Regions from separate parts of the Homo sapiens genome. Here region 2 is linked to region 1. A link is an interaction called in ENCODE POLR2A ChIA-PET data of the cell type or tissue named here. Cell type or tissue: PC-9. All regions are shown on one strand.

Region 1 (8,000 bases):
AGTGTCAGGTCTGTGTCTAGATTTGCACGTGGATGTTCTGTTGCTCTAGCGCCAGTGTTGAAAAGGCCATCCCTTCGCCATGGACTTGCCTTTGTTCCTTTGTCAAGGATCGGCTGCCTGCAGTCGTGCGCGCCTGTTTCTGGGCTCGGTATTTCGGTGCATTTTTGACAGGAAGTCTTGAAATTGTGTAGTTTCTGTGTCCAACTTTGTTATTCTTCAGCACTGTGAGTATATTTATATGCATTATGTTTTATATGTATTACAAGTAAGGATATTTATATTTTAAGTGTATTACATTTATATATGTTACATGTATTTTATTGAGTAAAATGTGTGAAGAGGTTTAATTTACTAAGTTTAAAATGGGATAAAAATGTAATGGACTGGTGAGGAAAGCTGGACTCTCCCCCAGGGTCACCCCCATACAGGCAGATCAGTGAACGGTGCCGTGTCCACGCAACGGAAGCTCCCCAGTGAGCCCACCGGCAGGCACAGCAAGGATGCCGCGAAGCTGCCCTCCAGCGGGAGAGGCCAGGCCGGAGGAGCAACTGCGTTCACAGGAAGCCGGGGCCGGCAGCACAGACCCTGCTCTCACCCAGGCAGATGCACTGGCACTGCCCGAGCCGGGGTGAGGCACTCTGAGCGCAGGGGAGATGCCTCCGCACTGCCCGAGCCGGGGTGAGGCACTCTGAGCGCAGGGAACAGTGAACACTTTCGCACCCCCATGCAGTGGTGGGCACACGGGGCTCTGAGTCTGTTAAAACTCATCAGCCGTACGCGTGAATCAGACACAGATTATAGTAAATTATAGGTCAATAACGTTGACTCAAGAAAAGCAAAACGGGGCCGGGCGCAGTGGCTCACGCCTGTAATCCTAGCAATTTGGGAGGCTGAGGCGGGTGTACTGTCTGTGCTCAGGAGTTCAAAACCAGCCTGGGCAACATGGTGAAACCTGTCTCTACCAAAATATAAAAAAATTAGTGGGGCGTGGCGGTGCACGGCTATAGTCCCAGCTACCACAGAGGATGAGGCACAAGAACTGATTGAACCTGGGAGGTGAAGGTTGCAGTGGGCCATCACGCCACTGCACTCCAGCCTGGGCAACAGAGCACGACCCTGTCTCCAAAAAAAGAAAAAAAAAAGAAAAAGAAAATCATCCCCTAAGGTGGGGAACCTGTTAGATCCATAAAAAGAACAATGACAGCAAGCTGAATAAAGACACACTAGTTTTATAACTTTTTAACTTTAATAACATAAATATTAATTTTTAAAAATAAGGCTGGCCAGGCATGGTGGCTCATGCCTGTAATCCCAGCACTTTGGGAGGCTGAGGCGGGCGGATCACGAAGTCAGGAGATCGAGACCATCCTGGCTAACACGGTGAAACCCCGTCTCTACTAAAAATACAAAAAATTAACCGGGCATGGTGGCGGGCACCTGTAGTCCCAGCTACTCGGGAGGCTGAGGCAGGAGAATGGCGGGAACCCGGGAGGTGGAGCCTGCAGCGAACCAGGATTGTGCCACTGCACTCCAGCCTGGACAACAGAGCGAGAGTCTGTCTGAAAACAAAAAAATAAGGCTGGGAGCTGCAGTGGCTCAGGCTGTTTGTTCTGGCGCTTGGGGAGGCGAGGCTACACGTTCGAGGCCAACCTGGTCAACATTGACCAAAAAAAAAAAAAAAATTCCAACCTGGCTAACACGGTGAAACCCCGTCTCCACTAAAAATACAAAAACTGTCTGGGCATGGTGGTGGGCCCTGTATTCCCAGCTACTCGGGAGGCTGAGGCAGGAGAATGGCGTGAACCCGGGAGACGGAGCTTGCGGTGAGCCGAGATCACACCACTGCACTCCAGCCTGGGGTACAGAGCGAGACTCCATCTCAAAAAAAAATAAAATAAATAAAAAATAAAATTAAGCCTAATTTCTAGAAGGTATTTTCTTTTCTTTTCTTTTTTTTTTTTTGAGACGGAGTCTCGCTTTTTCGGCAGGTGGAGTGCAGTAGTGCGATCTCAGCTCACTGCAAGCTCTACCTCCTAGGTTCATGCGATTGTCCTGCCTCAGCCTCCCGAGTAGCTGGGACTACAGGCATGAGCCACCGCGCCCGGCTAATTTTTGTATTTTTAGTAGAGACAGGATTTCACCATGTTGGTTAGGTTGGTCTCGATCTCTTGACCTCGTGATCTGCCCGCCTCAGCCTCCCAAAGTGCTGGGATGACAGGCGTGAGCCACCGCGCCTGGCCTAGAAGGTATTTTCTATATAAGAAAATCTACCCTTGAGGACATCAGATAATTCTAGTATTAAAAGTAAACCAGCCCCCACAGCCTTCTGGACACCCTGTGTGGGGACACCCTGTGTGTGGGCACCCTGTGTGCGGACACCCTCTGTGTGGACACCCTGCGTAGGGGCAGGTAGGGTGGCTGCCCAGGAGCTGGGCTTCTGGTGTGCAGCAGTGCGGGTCCAGGCCATGAGAATGGACTCAGGACAGGTGCACCACGGCAATTTCACTGGAAGGAGCCACAGAGCCACGGTCAGTGCCAGGGTGACCTGGGGCAGCCGAGCCTTCCAGGAAGGAGCCCAGAGCAGGTTCTAGGTGCCAGCAGCAGAGAAGGACAGGTGGCTTCTTTTGTGCCCTCAAAGAGGGTGAGGGGGAAAGAGAATGTGAGTTGGGAGCGCGTTTAGTGTCCCCAGAACAGAACCTCAGAGAAGAGTGCCCAGGGCCCCGTGAATTCCCGTCTCCTGGCCCCTCTCAATGAACACACGCAGGGGCTCCCTGCTGGAGAGGACAGGATGGCAGAACCCAGCCTCTCACGTCGGGGGCCACTCAGGAGAGGCCAGTGCTGGGTGAAGTGGGGGACGTGCCCACCACTGCTGCCCCCTCAGGGGTCTAAGCTCCTGGCCCCTCTGGGTCTGGGTCACCTAGTGCTTCCCATAGGAACCAGGCCTGGGAGGGCAGGGCCTGGCTTGGGGTGGTGAGGCTTTGTGATGCGCCTGGTGGGGGCCTGGTGAATGCTTTCGGGGAGTGCTCCCAAGACACCCCCTGCACTCCTGCTCTTGACAATTCTTGCCATGTGGGACACTTGAGGTGAGACCCGGTCCTGCTTCCTAATCCACCTACCCTGCTGTGCCCGGCAGATGCCACAGACCCTCCTAGCCAGGTGCTGATGGATGAATTCAAGAAAGACCAAGTCCTCCTTGAAAGCTCCCTCTAGGCACACACGGGGCTCCTGCCCACTGCCTCACTGCCTCCAGAGCCACAGGTCCAGCGTCCCCAGGTGGCCCCTCCACAGGGGCCCCAGGCACGGCACATGCTCCCTCATCTATTTCTGGAGCCTAGTTACACAGTGCACACCGGGCCTGCAGGTTCTGCACGTGACCCCCGCTGGGACTGCCTAAGAAAGGGAGAAGGAGCGAGCTGGGCCTGGAGCACGGGAGGCACTGGCCAGGCCAGGCCTGGGAGCAAGCTGGCACCTCAGGCTCAGAAAAAGGGGGAAGGGCCAGCAAAGCTGACTGGGAGAGGGATGACAGCAAGGTGGGAGAGAACCCACAGAGCATGCAGCCAGGAGCAGGGTAGGGAGACCAGGACAGGAGAGGCCACCTGCGCCTCCCAGGTGAGGATGGAGGGTGAGCTCATCTGGGGAGCAGGCTGCAGAGTCCTGGGTCCAGGCACCTCAACAGTAATTTCTAACCAGAAATGCCCCACTGCCCCCAGGGAGATGGACTCAGTTATGAGGTCTGCTGTGCGTGATTCTAAAGCATCCGCTCCCCTACAGACAGGGCACTGGGCATGCTTGTGTTCTAGAGCCCACAGGGCTGGTGTCAAATCAGTGGGCAAACAGGGCCACCAACGCCCGTGCAAGCGTGATGACGTTCACACCATGCCCACCCATCACCCCACCCAACAGTCACGAAGATAGCGAGACTCTTGCTTTACAAAATGAAGTGCTGGCCCAAGAGCTGTAGGGACAGCTAAGTCCTACAAACCCCAGGGCTCCCGCCAACCAGAGCCAACTTGTGGCCCCGACACCAACAGGCCTCCAATGCCTCCTTCCACCTCTGTCCCCATCCTGCTGCTGGTCTCAGACCCTGCTCCGGCTTCCTCCCACCATCCCGCCGGAGCAAGTGGGGCCAGGCCCTGATGGTGTCAGCAGCCTTGCTGGGCAGGAGGCAGCCCTGGGCAGACACACCCTGTGCGCGCGTCGGAAGAGCAACGCGAGAGGAGAGTCAGGCACAGAAAACTCAAGACTGATTCACAGGCTCTAAAACCAGCTTCTCTTCCACACGCACTTCTGAGACTGGCGTCAGAATCCATGGAATTCAGGCAGAGGACACACCCAAGGTCTAGCCTGCCTGCCTGTGGAGATAAACCTGAGAAGACGAGTTTACTCGCTTGGCTGCTGACCAGATGGTCTGCGGTCCGTGTCGGCCCCTGTCCGTGCAAGAGCCCCGCTGGCTAACGGAACCAGCACGCGGCCACCGCAGGAACCTCACCCCCGGAGACGCCCAAACTCAAGGGCTCAGCCCTGTAGCTGCTGCAGCTCGTTCCAACCTCAACATGCAAAACTCAGAGGAAACGCAGCACAGGCTGCCGGTCACGTGGAGATGACACAGACTCCTGGCTCCCAGTGACAGGCGACGGGGGCTGACCGGGAACGCCACGCAGCACCAAGGGCAGCCCTGGAGTCTGCACATCAGACACACTCAAGGGAGAGGCCGGCGGCCCCACGCAGCCCTCTGGTGAAGGCCTTCTGAGCCCCCGGCAGCCCGAGCAGTAAGGGTGCCACACCCACCACACGGGGCACAGGGCAGTTTCAGAAGGCAGGACAAGAGGGCAGCTTACCTCTTGGTGTTGTAGGCCGTGTCCTGAGGTGTTTCCTCCAGCAGCGTCACATAGCCAAGCGTACAGGTGAGGATGAAGAGCACGGTTAAGGTGTGGGCTCGCCTGAAATCCAAAAACGCATAAGCATGGTGTCAGAGCTTGGGCAGCATTGCTAAATACTCACGTAACAGGCCCCAAATCCTCTCTACGTCAAGGAGAGGGCTTAAACTCCACTCTCCAACTCCCAACCAGCAACTGGCTGCGAGTCCCTAGCTGGGTAACTCCGAGATGACCCTGCGTCTGCTGGCCAGTCAGGGCTGAGACCAGCCCCCAGGAGGCTGGACAGGAAGAGCCCCGTGTTCCTGGGAAGCTGAAGGCCGCTGCTCAGAGGGCACATGCTGCCACTGGCGTCCAGGGCAGGTATCTGCTATTAAGAGCAACTGGACACGTAAAACACGCGCTTTTCACTGCGCAAGACAAGCCGAGACAACAACTCTTTGGGTTCATGAAATAACATCTGAGATTCAGTGCAGCAGCCCAAGACACCAAGAGCTGAGAAGGGGCCTGAGCAGAGGCCTGCAGAGTGACCGCTGCTAGCTGGAGTGAGCCACGAGCCGTGGGTCTGCCCGTCCTCTGGCCTGTCAGAGCCCAGACGTGGGAGGAGGAGGCAGGGCGCTCCCTTTGCAGTCTTGTCCTGTCCCATCGCTGGTGGAAAAGCCCACAACCAGCCTAGTATCAGAACTGGGGGCCACCAGACCCCAGCCACTGCCTGTGCCAGACACTCGCCTGAGACCCCCTCTGCATGACCATCTGCAAATGGAGGCAGAGACCTAGTTCCTACATCCATCGGAGTGTGTCCTCGGAGAGATGATGCACCCCTCTGTGCCTCAGTTTCCTCATGTCTAACCCAGGTCCTACATCCACCAGAGTGTGTCCTCACGTCTAACCCAGGTCCTACATCCACCGGAGTGTGTCCTCACGTCTAACCCAGGTCCGACATCCACCGGAGTGTGTCCTCACGTCTAACCCAGGTCCGACATCCACCGGAGTGTGTCCTCACGTCTAACCCAGGTCCGACATCCACCGGAGTGTGTCCTCACGTCTAACCCAGGTCCGACATCCACCGGAGTGTGTCCTCACGTCTAACCCAGGTCCGACATCCACCGGAGTGTGTCCTCACGTCTAACCCAGGTCCGACATCCACCGGAGTGTCCCCTCACGTCTAACCCAGGTCCTACATTCACCGGAGTGTGTCCTCACGTCTAACCCAGGTCCTACATCCACTGGAGTGTGTCCTTGGAGAGATGATGCACCCCTCCGTGCCTCAGTTTCCTCATATCTAAATGGGGAAGCTTCTGACTTCCAAGGACATCATGAAAATTAAGTGAACAATGCACTTAAAGCATGTTGCCCAGGACTTGCCTCCATGAAATGTAAACTATTTGTGCCCTAAAGAAATGAAAAGGCAAGTCACAAACTGGGAGAAAATATTCACAATACATATATCTGATAAAACTTTGTAGGCTGCACGCGTCTGTAGTCCCAACGCTTTGGGAGGCTGAGACAAGAGGATTGCTTGAGCCCAGGCGTTCAGGACCAGACTGGGTAACACAGTGAGACCCCATCTCTATAAAAAATTAGCCAGGCGTGGTGGCAGGCACCTGTAGTCCCAGCTACTCGGGAGGTGGCAGATTCGCTTAAGCCCAGGTTGAGGCTGCAGTGCGCTAGGATGATTGTGCCACTGCACTCTAGCCTGGGAGACAGAGCAAGATCTGTCTCAAAAAAAAAAAAAAAAAAAAAAATCAGGCCAGGCGCGGTGGCTCACGCCTATAATCCCAGCACTTTGGGAGGCCGAGGCGGGCGGATCACGAGGTCAGGAGATCGAGACCATCCTGGCTAACACGGTGAAACCCCATCTCTACTAAAAATACAAAAAATTAGCCGGGTGTGGTGGGTGGGCGCCTGTAGTCCCAGCTACTCGGGAGGCTGAGGCAGGAGAATGGCGTGAACCCGGGAGGCGGAGCCTGCAGTGAGCCGAGATCGCGCCACTGCACTCCAGCCTGGGCGACAGAGCGAGACTCAATCTCAAAAAAAAAAAAGAAAAAAAATACTTTTTATCCAGAATTTATAAAGAACTCATACAGCTCAATAAACAATTTAATGAAAAAATAGGCAAAAAATTGAACAGACACTTCACAAGGAAAACATACAAATGGCCAATAAGCACATGAACAAACGAGGAGCAGCACTGGTCACCGTGAAAGCAAATCCAAGCCAGGACACATCAGTACACATCCGCTGGAACGGCTGAAATTAAAAGCATCACAAATCCAAGCCACGACACAGCATCAGTGCACATCTGCTGGAACGGCTGAAATTAAGAACATCACAATGCAGAGTGCTGGTGAGGTCTCGGAGCAAGATGCTCACGCACTGCAGGTGGGACTGCAAAACGGCACAGAAAAGTGAGGCCTATGCTACGTCTGCTATCCAGCCAGCCACATACTCCCAAACGTGGGCCTGAGACAGATGAAAACACAGGTCCAGTCAAAGACACACTCCCAAACGTGGGCCTGAGACAGATGAAAACACAGGTCCAGTCAAAGACTTACATGCAGATGTTTCAGGTATAATAACCTAAAACGGGAAACAAACCAAAACTCTATCAGTGGAGGAAACACTGTGGTCCCTCCGACCAGCGGAGCATGGCTCAGCACTCAGAGGAATGTGCTGCTGGCAACGACCTCAACGTGGATAGATCTCAAAGACACGCCCCTTGGGAGGCCCAGGCAGGAGGACTGTTTTGGGCCAGGAGCTCAAGACCAGCCGGGGCAACATCATGAACATCGTGAGATCCCGTCTCAAAAGATAAAAAAAGAAAAAGAAAAACACGCTACAGACGCCAGGCACAAAAGAAACCTCCCATCTGCTGTCACCCACACACGACTCAAGGAAATGAGTTTGCATCCACGAAAAGCAGACTGGAGCGGAGACACGGGCCTTCCGGATGATGGAATGTTCTGGTGTGAGCGTGGTTGTGGCGGTGCATGGGCGTGTCACCTGCACGTGGGTGCTGCACTGAACGCACCCACACCTGGACTTAGCCGATTTCATGAAGAGCCAGGGTGGAGCTGCAGGACTGCAGGTGGAGGCTCCAGGCTGGAACTTTCTGTATTTTTTGTG
Region 2 (8,000 bases), 360 kb before region 1:
AGAAAGCGCAGGCCATCCCGGTATCCCTGCTTGCACATCTCTCGCAGCACCTGCAGTGAGGAGGGTTAAATGGAGCGGAGGGAGCCAGGGATGCCCGTTCTGCCCCTGGAATCCCTGGCACCCCCAACAGCCACCTCCCTTCACTACCCGCAGCTCCCAACCCCAAAACCTATCCTAGATCCAGAACAAGATCAAAGCTGTACAGGGAGGTTGGACAGAAAGCCGGGCGCAGTGGCTTACACCTGTAACCCCAGCACTTTGGGAGGCTGAGGCAGGCGGATGACGAGGTCAGGAGATCAAGACCATCCTGGCTAACACGGTGAAACCCCGTCTCTACTAAAAATACAAAAAATTAGCCAGGCGTGGTGGTGGGCACCTGTAGTCCCAGCTACTGGGGAGGCTGAGGCAGGAGAATGGCAGGAACCCGGGAGGTGGAGCTTGCAGTGAGAGGAGATCCAGCCACTGCACTCCAGCCTGGGTGACAGTGTGAGACTTCATCTCAAAAAAAAAATAAAAAAATAAAATAGTTTGAGGCCAGCCTGGCCAACATGGTGAAACCCTATTTCTTTACTAAAAATACAAAAAGTAGCCAGGCATGGTGGCAGGCGCCTGTAATCCCAGCTAATGGGGAGGCTGAGGCAGGAGAATAGCTTGAACCTTGGAGGCAGAGGTTGCAGTGAGCTGAGATCCTGCCACTGCACTCCAGCCTTGGCAACAGAGCGAGACTCCGTCTCAAACAAAAAAAAAAAAAAAAAAGAGAGAGAGACTGGACAGGGAGCCTGGACAGAGCAGCTAGACAGAGAGGTTGGATGGGCCATCTGCCCCTAGAAAGGTTGTGCGCTTTCCCCAGCCCTCAGAAGAGGCTCCCACCACCCTACCCTGGGCACTCAGAAGTCAAAGGATCAGTGTTCTCCCTTGGTGCCCAGTGAGGAGTGGCTGGGAAGGCCACAGTCCTCGGAGCAGAGCTCACCAGGGGCTCCGGCGGGAAGAGGGCCTTGGAGAGGCGGTAGAGGTTGCGCAGGTTGAACTGGATGCTGGTGTTGGTGACCCGCAGCTCGTGGATGTTGGTGGAGCTGTCCTGCGGACAGATGTCACTCTCGCCCGAGAAGGGGGACACTGTGATGGTGTTCTTAAGCTCATAGAGTGGCAGGTTGTCTGAAATGCCACCATCCACGTAGCGCTTCCACGGGACACACAGACAGGACCGTATGTGAGGGCCTGTGGCTGCACTGGCCACCCACCCCAGCCACCCCACCCGGCCACCAAGGGCCCCATTCAGTGGCTACCTCATTTGAGCGTTTTACCCACTGGGCACTGGCTGTGGGCCAGCCTGGGCACTGAGCAGATGGTAGACGGGGGAGGGCAGGGACGGAGGAAGGGATGGGGGGCCAGGAAGCGTGCGTTGCCACAGCTGTTTCTTGAGTAACACAGGGGAAGTGGGTAACAGGCGGTGGCAGAGCAAGGGCCTGAAGGATGGCTCTAGGCGGCCTCCTCCTCTGTCCCTCATCCCACGGCCCACCCCATAGAAGGTGTCCAGGGCTAGGAATACTCACCACCCCCTGGAGGGAGGGAGGGATGAGCCCACAGTACACGGGGATGAAACCGCTGCAGACATTGGCCTTCAGGGCAGGGACAGAGTGGGAGAGAATGAGCAGAGGCCTTGAGGTTCCCACTGCCCCCCCCACCGCCACCCAGCATGGCTCCACCAGGCCCCACCTGGATGAGCTCGTCCTTGGAGTTGAAGTGGGATATAATGACATTCTCGCCGTCTGACACGCGGGTCAGGGAGATGCCCAGGCGCCCACTGGCATGCTCATGGCTATCAGCAGGCAGGACCTTCAGCAGGAAACTGCGGATGATCTTTACCAGGTTGAAGGAGGGGTGCAGGGGGCCCAGGAACCGCTTCCGGGCCTCTTTAGATACCTCAATGAACTTGGCACCAGCCTCACCTGGGGCACAGGGCCAAGGTTAGGGGCCCATGCTCCTGGGCTTAGCAACACCCACCTTCCTTCATAGCCCCATGTCCAGGGTTCCATGGCATACAGACCCTGGAGGAGGCCCAGTGAATGTGGGGCCTGGCTCACAGTTGGGACTTTGGCCACCTCCCCTGGGATGGCAGACAGCAGAGGCTGGCCAGCTGAGACCAGGACCTGCCCTCTGCCTGGTATTTCCCAACTGCCTGCCCTATGAGTCACTGGGCCTGGTGTGGCATCTAGCCCAGGAGAGGGGACAAGGCAGAAACTCAACTCTGACCGGCCTTAGCCTTCACCCACTTGGCCAGATCCAGCAGTGCGGGGATGGGGCAGACCCACAAAACCCATCCCGGCACACAGGTCACAGTTCACAGGCCCGGGAGTGTTGGGCTGGAAGTAGTCAGGGCCCAGTTCCTAGGAAGGCACACCTGTGTCCCACTGCAGCCAAGAGGAAGCACCCCAAACACTCCTCTTGGGGCGCAGGAGTGCTGGCCAGCTTGGGGATAGTCCCTGGAAGTGGTCGGGAGCACTGAGGGAGGAGCTGAGGTCCAAGCCCTCCTCCAGTGCATCACCCTGGTCAGGAGTGGGGCAGTGTGGAGCCAGGGGCTCTTCAGCCAGCACCTGCTGCACTATGGGCTCCAGCTGTGCAAGACCACCCGTGAGAAGGAGTCTTGTTGGGAGCAGGGTGGGGAAGCACTGTGGGAGAGGTGTCCTTGGCTCGGGTAGCAGGGACCTTGATGTATCTTGAAGCCAGGGGGCCGACTGAGGCGCTTGTCTGAAGGCCTCCATGAGAGGGAGGGGGCTGGAGGGGGCTGTTCCCAATAATAGCTCTAGTTATTGGGACCTGAGAGGTTCACTTCTGTGGTCCAGCCCCCTCCCTCCCAGGACAAAGTTCAGAGGAAGAGGGCAGGGGTGAGCCCCGGACAGGCTCCTGCTGAGCAGAGTGCCCCTGTCATCTTGGGTGTCCTCACAGGCTCCTGAAGTCGTGTGCTGTAAACATCACTCCCTCATGGCAGCCGATGGTGCGAGCCGAGGCCAGCCCAGCACACAGAGACCCATCCACTCCTGACCCAGGCACCAGAGCCCAGAAGCACCCTCACCCATGAAGTGTGCAAACGCGGTGGGCCGCAGCGGGGAGCCAGGCCACAGGGCACCGTGTGCAAGGAGAGGGCAGGAGAGCCCCTTCGCGCCCAGCCCTGACCTCAGCGGGGCTCCTCCTCCGGGCCCTTGGGAAGGACCAGGTCACGGTTCCCAGACGCCTCTCAAGAGGCTACCCCCATGCCAGGCCCCCTGATAGCAGCCTGCAACTGCGGAAGCCCAGGACACTGTGACCGATCGCTGGCACCGGTTGTAATATCCAGGGCCACGGGGTGACTTAGGTCCCTCCTCGGATTCTCACGGTCCCGCCCACGAGTTACTTTTTCTGTCCAATTAAGCAGCTTTTGCTGCACCTGCCCGCCCCCAAACCTTTGCGCCAGACAGGCGGGCCCCGGGCACCCTCGGAGCAAAACAAACCAGGCCCCGCCCCCAGGCCAGCGACCCGGATTGGATCCTCGCCGGGTTCCCCAGGCGCGGACCGGAACCCTCCCCACGGTACCCACCGACTCGCCGCGGGGCCCCTCCGCTCACGGAGACCATCCCCCGGCCCCGCACGGCCTTCCCGCCAGCCCCCCGCCTGCCGCCCCCGGCCCCGCTCACCCAGGCAGACCCCGGTGACCAGCGCCGTGGCCGTGAGCGCCCCGGCCGAGGCGCCGTAGATGTGCGTGGCGTTGGCCACCAGGAAGGGCGCGTGCTCGCGGAGGCAGGAGGCCACGCCGACGTAGTAGACGCCGAGGAAGCCGCAGCCCGCGAACGAGATGTTCCACGTCTTCTCGCGGGGAAACATCGCGGCGGCGGCCGCCGGGCCCCGGGTTCCGTGGGCGGCCAGGCCTCTGTGAGCCGCCTGCTCGCCGCTCGCTCGCTGGAGCCGGGGGCCGGGCAGGTCCCGCTGCGGCTCTAGCTCGGGGTCCCCGCTGGCGGAGGCGAAGAAGCTACGCGGGCGGCGCGGAGGCGGCGCTTTTAAGTGTGGGACTCACGGCGGGGGCGGGGCCGGCACACGAAGACCAATCGGGGCGCGCAGGGAACGGCCGTGCCCTCGGGACCCGCCCCCGTCCTTGACCCGGCCCCCCGCGCTGGAGCCCCGCCCTCCGCTGCCGCCCGGAGAAAGCTTCTGCCCTCCCTCCGCCCCTGCTGGGCACGGCTGGGGGCACACGCCTAGGGGTGTAGGGTGGGCTGGGCGCAGGCCCGAGCCTGGGGGCCGGAAGCCTCACACAGACCTGGGTACCGGCGAGAGGGAGCTCTGGTTTCAGGGCAGCCACCGCCCCTCCCCACCGGGTCCGCCTCCCACACCCACCCGGGACAGAGGAGCTGGTCCCTGGACAGAGGCGCACCGGCAGCACCCCCAGACCTGAAAGCCGCACAGGCCTCGGGAGCCCCGGGACCCACAGGCTCACCCACAGACAGACCCATAAACATCCAAGGCCAAGGCCGGATGCGAGTCCCGCAAACCCTTCGTGGGGGACCCCAGCTCCGCAGACCCACGCGACCTGACGTGGGGCCTCAGCCCTGCCCCGCGCCCGCGACCCTTCCGGACCTTGGCTTCTTACCTGGGTCTGGCCCTGCCTGTTCAGGCTTTGGGGCTGCCTGCGTCTGACTGGGGCCGCCCTGCTCCCGATAATTGCCCCAGAGGTGGAGCAATCCTGGGTGATGTCACCCTTTCACCCCTTTTCCGCATTTTTCTCCTGGTCAGTGGAGCAAACAGGGCTTGGAGTAGATCCAGGATCCCTCCCTGAACCTCACCCCACCCCCAAACGAGAGGCTTTCTCAGGTTGGGGTGGGAGGCAATGAGATTCTGTCTCCCCAGGAACACTGGCTCCCCAGGCTGAGGTCATCTCTGGACCTAGCTGTTGCCAGAGCTGCAGAGGGTCTGGGATGGGGCTTGGGGCTGCCCCCAACCCAAGCTGAGTTAGGGAAGCCAGAACAGGGCCAGAACAGGATGGGGCCATCTAGGGGGATGCTGCCCAGTCCTCAGCCTCTTTGCTCCCAGCCATCCCAGACAGCACTGGAAAGTCAACCCTGCCCCAGCCCTACTGGGGGCCGGTAGGCATTTACATAAGCTCAAAATGAGAGGAGGCCGGGTGTGGAAGCTCACACCTGTAATCCCAGCACTTGGGGAGGCCAAGACGGGCGGATCACAGAAAGTCGGGAGTTTGAGACCGCCTGGCTGGTGAAACGCTGTCTCTACCAAAAATACAAAAATTAGCCGGTCAGGGTGGCACACGCCTGTAATCCCAGCTACTCGGGAGGCTGAGGCAGGAGAATCACTTGAACCTGGGAGGCGGAGGTTGCAGTGAGCTGAGATCGCACCACTGCACTCCAGCCTGGGGGGCAGAGCGAGGCTCCGTCCTAAAAAGAGGCCGGGCACAGTGGCCCATGCCTGTAATCCCAGCACTTTGGGAGGCCGAGGAGGGCAGATCACCTGAGGTCAGGAGTTTGAGACCAGCCAGGCCAACATGGCAAAACCCTGTCTCTACTGAAAATACAAAAATTTGCCAGGTGTGGTAGTGCACGCATGTAGTCCTAGCTACTCGGGAGGCTGAGGCAAGAGAGTCACTTGAACCCGGGAGGCAGAGGTTGCAGTGAACTGAGATTGTGCCACTGCACTCCAGCCTGGCCAGGTGACAGAGCATGACTTCTTCTCAAAAAAAAAAAAAAAAAGAAAAAAGAAAAATGAGTGAGAGGAGGTAGGTAACCACGTGTGGGGCACCTAAGGGGTTCTGGAGGGCTTCCCTGTGGGAAGTGATGCTGAGTTGAATTTTGAAGGGTAAATGAGCAGACCCAGGCAGCCGACCAGGACAGGCGAAGATTGTCGGGGAGTGAGGGGAGAGAGTAGCTGAAGCCCAGCCATGGGAGAGGGTCAAGCAGGGAGGACGTGACCATACCTGACTTAAAGCGACTCCTTCTAGGCTGGGCACAGTGGTTCACACCTATAATCCCAGCACTCTGGGAGGCCAAGGTGGGGGGATTGCTTGAGTCCAGAAGTTTGAGACCAGCCTAGGCAACATAGCTTGATTCCATCCCTACAAAAAATTTAAAAATAGGCCAGGCACAGTGGCTCACACCTGTAATCCCAGCACTTTGGGAGGTTGAGGTGAGTGGATCACGAGGTCAGGAGATCGAGACCATCCTGGCTACCATGGTGAAACCCTGTCTCTACTAAAAATACAAAAAAAAAAAATAGCCAGGTGTGGTGGTGGGCGCCTGTAATCCCAGCTACTCCGGAGGCTGAGACAGGAGAATGGTGTGAACTCGGGAGGCGGAGCTTGCAGTGAGCCCAGATCGCCGCACTGCACTCCAGCCTGGGCGACAGAGTGAAACTCTGTCTCAAAAATAATAATAAATAAATAATAAAAATGCCGGGTACAGTGGCTCACTCCTGTAATCCCAGCACTTTGGGAGGCCAAGGCGGGCAGATCACAAGATCAGGAGATTGAGACCATCCTGGCTAATACGGTGAAACCCCATCTCTACTAAAAATACAAAAAAATTAGCTGGGTGCGTGGTGGCAGGCACCTGTAGTCCCAGCTACTTGCGAGGCTGAGGCAGGAGAATGGTGTGAACCTGGGAGGCGGAGCTTGCAGTGAGCCGATATCACACCACTGTGCTCCAGCCTGGGTGACAGAGCAAGACTCCGTCTCAAAAACAATAAATAAATAAAATAAAATAATAAAAATATTTTTAAAATAAAAAGTAAAATAAACAAATAAATAAAAACTAAGCCAGCTGTGGTGCGCGCACCTATAGTCTCAGCGACTCAGGAGGCTGCGGTTGGAGGATGGACTGAGTCTGGGCTGGGTGGGGGTGAGCCATGATTGCGCCTCTGCACGTCAGCCTGGGTGACAGAGTGAGACCCTGTCTCAAAAACAAAACAAGACTCTTCTATTCTGCGCATGTGGGGCCTCTTCTCCCACGTGTTTGGATGGAGGTACCCTGCAGCAAATGCACCATGGGATTGGGGAGGGAGGGCCAGGGTATGGAGGGCGGGGCCAGGTCCATTCCTGAGGTGTCAGGAGCTCTCTGTGACTGGATTCCAGCGATGCTGTTGGAGACAGCATGGTTCAGGGTACGGCAAAGTAGGGATGGAAGTCCAGGGGCTCGTCAGGGCAACCACTGATGGGGAAGCCAGGGACTTAGGGTCCTTCCCTCAACCTGCTCCAAGGGAAAGGCCAGGGTTCGGGCCTTAGCCCCATCTGAGGGACTGTCGCCTTGATGGATGGTGCTGCCCCAGTGAAGGGAGACCTCTGCTCCCATTTCCACAGCTGGGTCAGGCTGTTTTGGGTACATGTTCCTCCCTCCAGGCCCCTGGGAGGCTCAGGAGCCAGGAACTGGGCGGTCCTTCCCAGAATCCTGGCAAGGGCTGGGAGCACCCCACCATCAGGACAAGCTCCAAGGGGCAGCTCAATGAGAAACCCAGGTGGTGTGACGTCCCCCTATCATGGTGAACTCCAGGCGACACAGGCCCCCTCCCTTCAGGGTCCAAGGCTGGAATTGTGAGGTCTGCACCCTGAAGCCTAGGTCCACTCCTGCTGTGGGCCCCTTCCCTGAGCCTGGGCCATCCCCAGCACCAACCTTACCCCTGCCTCCTTGTAGGGAGCACTGCTCCCTGAGCCTGGGCGATCCCCAGCCCCCGCCTCACCCCTGCCCCGTTGTAGTGAGCACTGCTCCCTGCACTCCTTAGCTGTACCCTGCTGGGGTCATTTCTCTTTGCTTCCTCCTCCATCTGCTGCCCCACCCCTACTACCCAGGTTCCGGCCTCCTCCACTCCTCACCTGGCTTTACTCCCACCCTAATCTCTGCTTTTACGGGCATCCAAAAAGGTTTTTTTAAAAATATTATTAAGGCCGGGCACGGTGGCTCACACCTGTAATCCCAGCACTTTGGGAGGCCAAAGCAGGTGGGTTGCCTGAGCCAAGAGTTTGAGACCAGCCT

Evidence for each region. ChIA-PET counts read pairs that join two places held together with the same protein. Peaks named below come from ENCODE experiments on the same cell type or tissue, not always from the same donor. Only the 100,000 strongest peaks of a DNase experiment are listed, where the experiment ranks them.
Region 2: POLR2A ChIA-PET joins it to region 1 with 17 read pairs; 4 of 35 experiments call an interaction of 5 or more read pairs at or near these places.

The regions. Positions count from the first base shown.
Region 1 is chr11:457,127-465,126 of GRCh38, reverse strand. PTDSS2 (phosphatidylserine synthase 2) reads right to left here. Exons shown (of 12, transcript NM_030783.3): 2 at 4,839-4,940. Among named protein-coding and RNA genes, the nearest start is that of PTDSS2, 11 kb to the right of the region's middle. RefSeq lists a cis regulatory region at 4,362, an enhancer at 4,278-4,447 and a silencer at 4,282-4,465. In PC-9, no CTCF peak of the experiment used is centred here; a DNase peak (open chromatin) is centred at 4,306; H3K27ac peaks cover 1,085 bases.
Region 2 is chr11:815,577-823,576 of GRCh38, reverse strand. It overlaps PNPLA2 (patatin like domain 2, triacylglycerol lipase), which reads right to left and starts at 4,663. Exons shown (of 10, transcript NM_020376.4): 1 at 4,619-4,663; 2 at 3,672-4,003; 3 at 1,717-1,949; 4 at 1,554-1,619; 5 at 971-1,180; 6 at 1-50. The coding sequence starts at 3,858. RefSeq lists enhancers at 3,029-3,078, 4,614-4,908 and a silencer at 3,529-4,418. In PC-9, no CTCF peak of the experiment used is centred here; DNase peaks (open chromatin) are centred at 2,186, 3,396, 4,076 and 4,736; H3K4me3 peaks cover 3,319 bases; H3K27ac peaks cover 2,681 bases.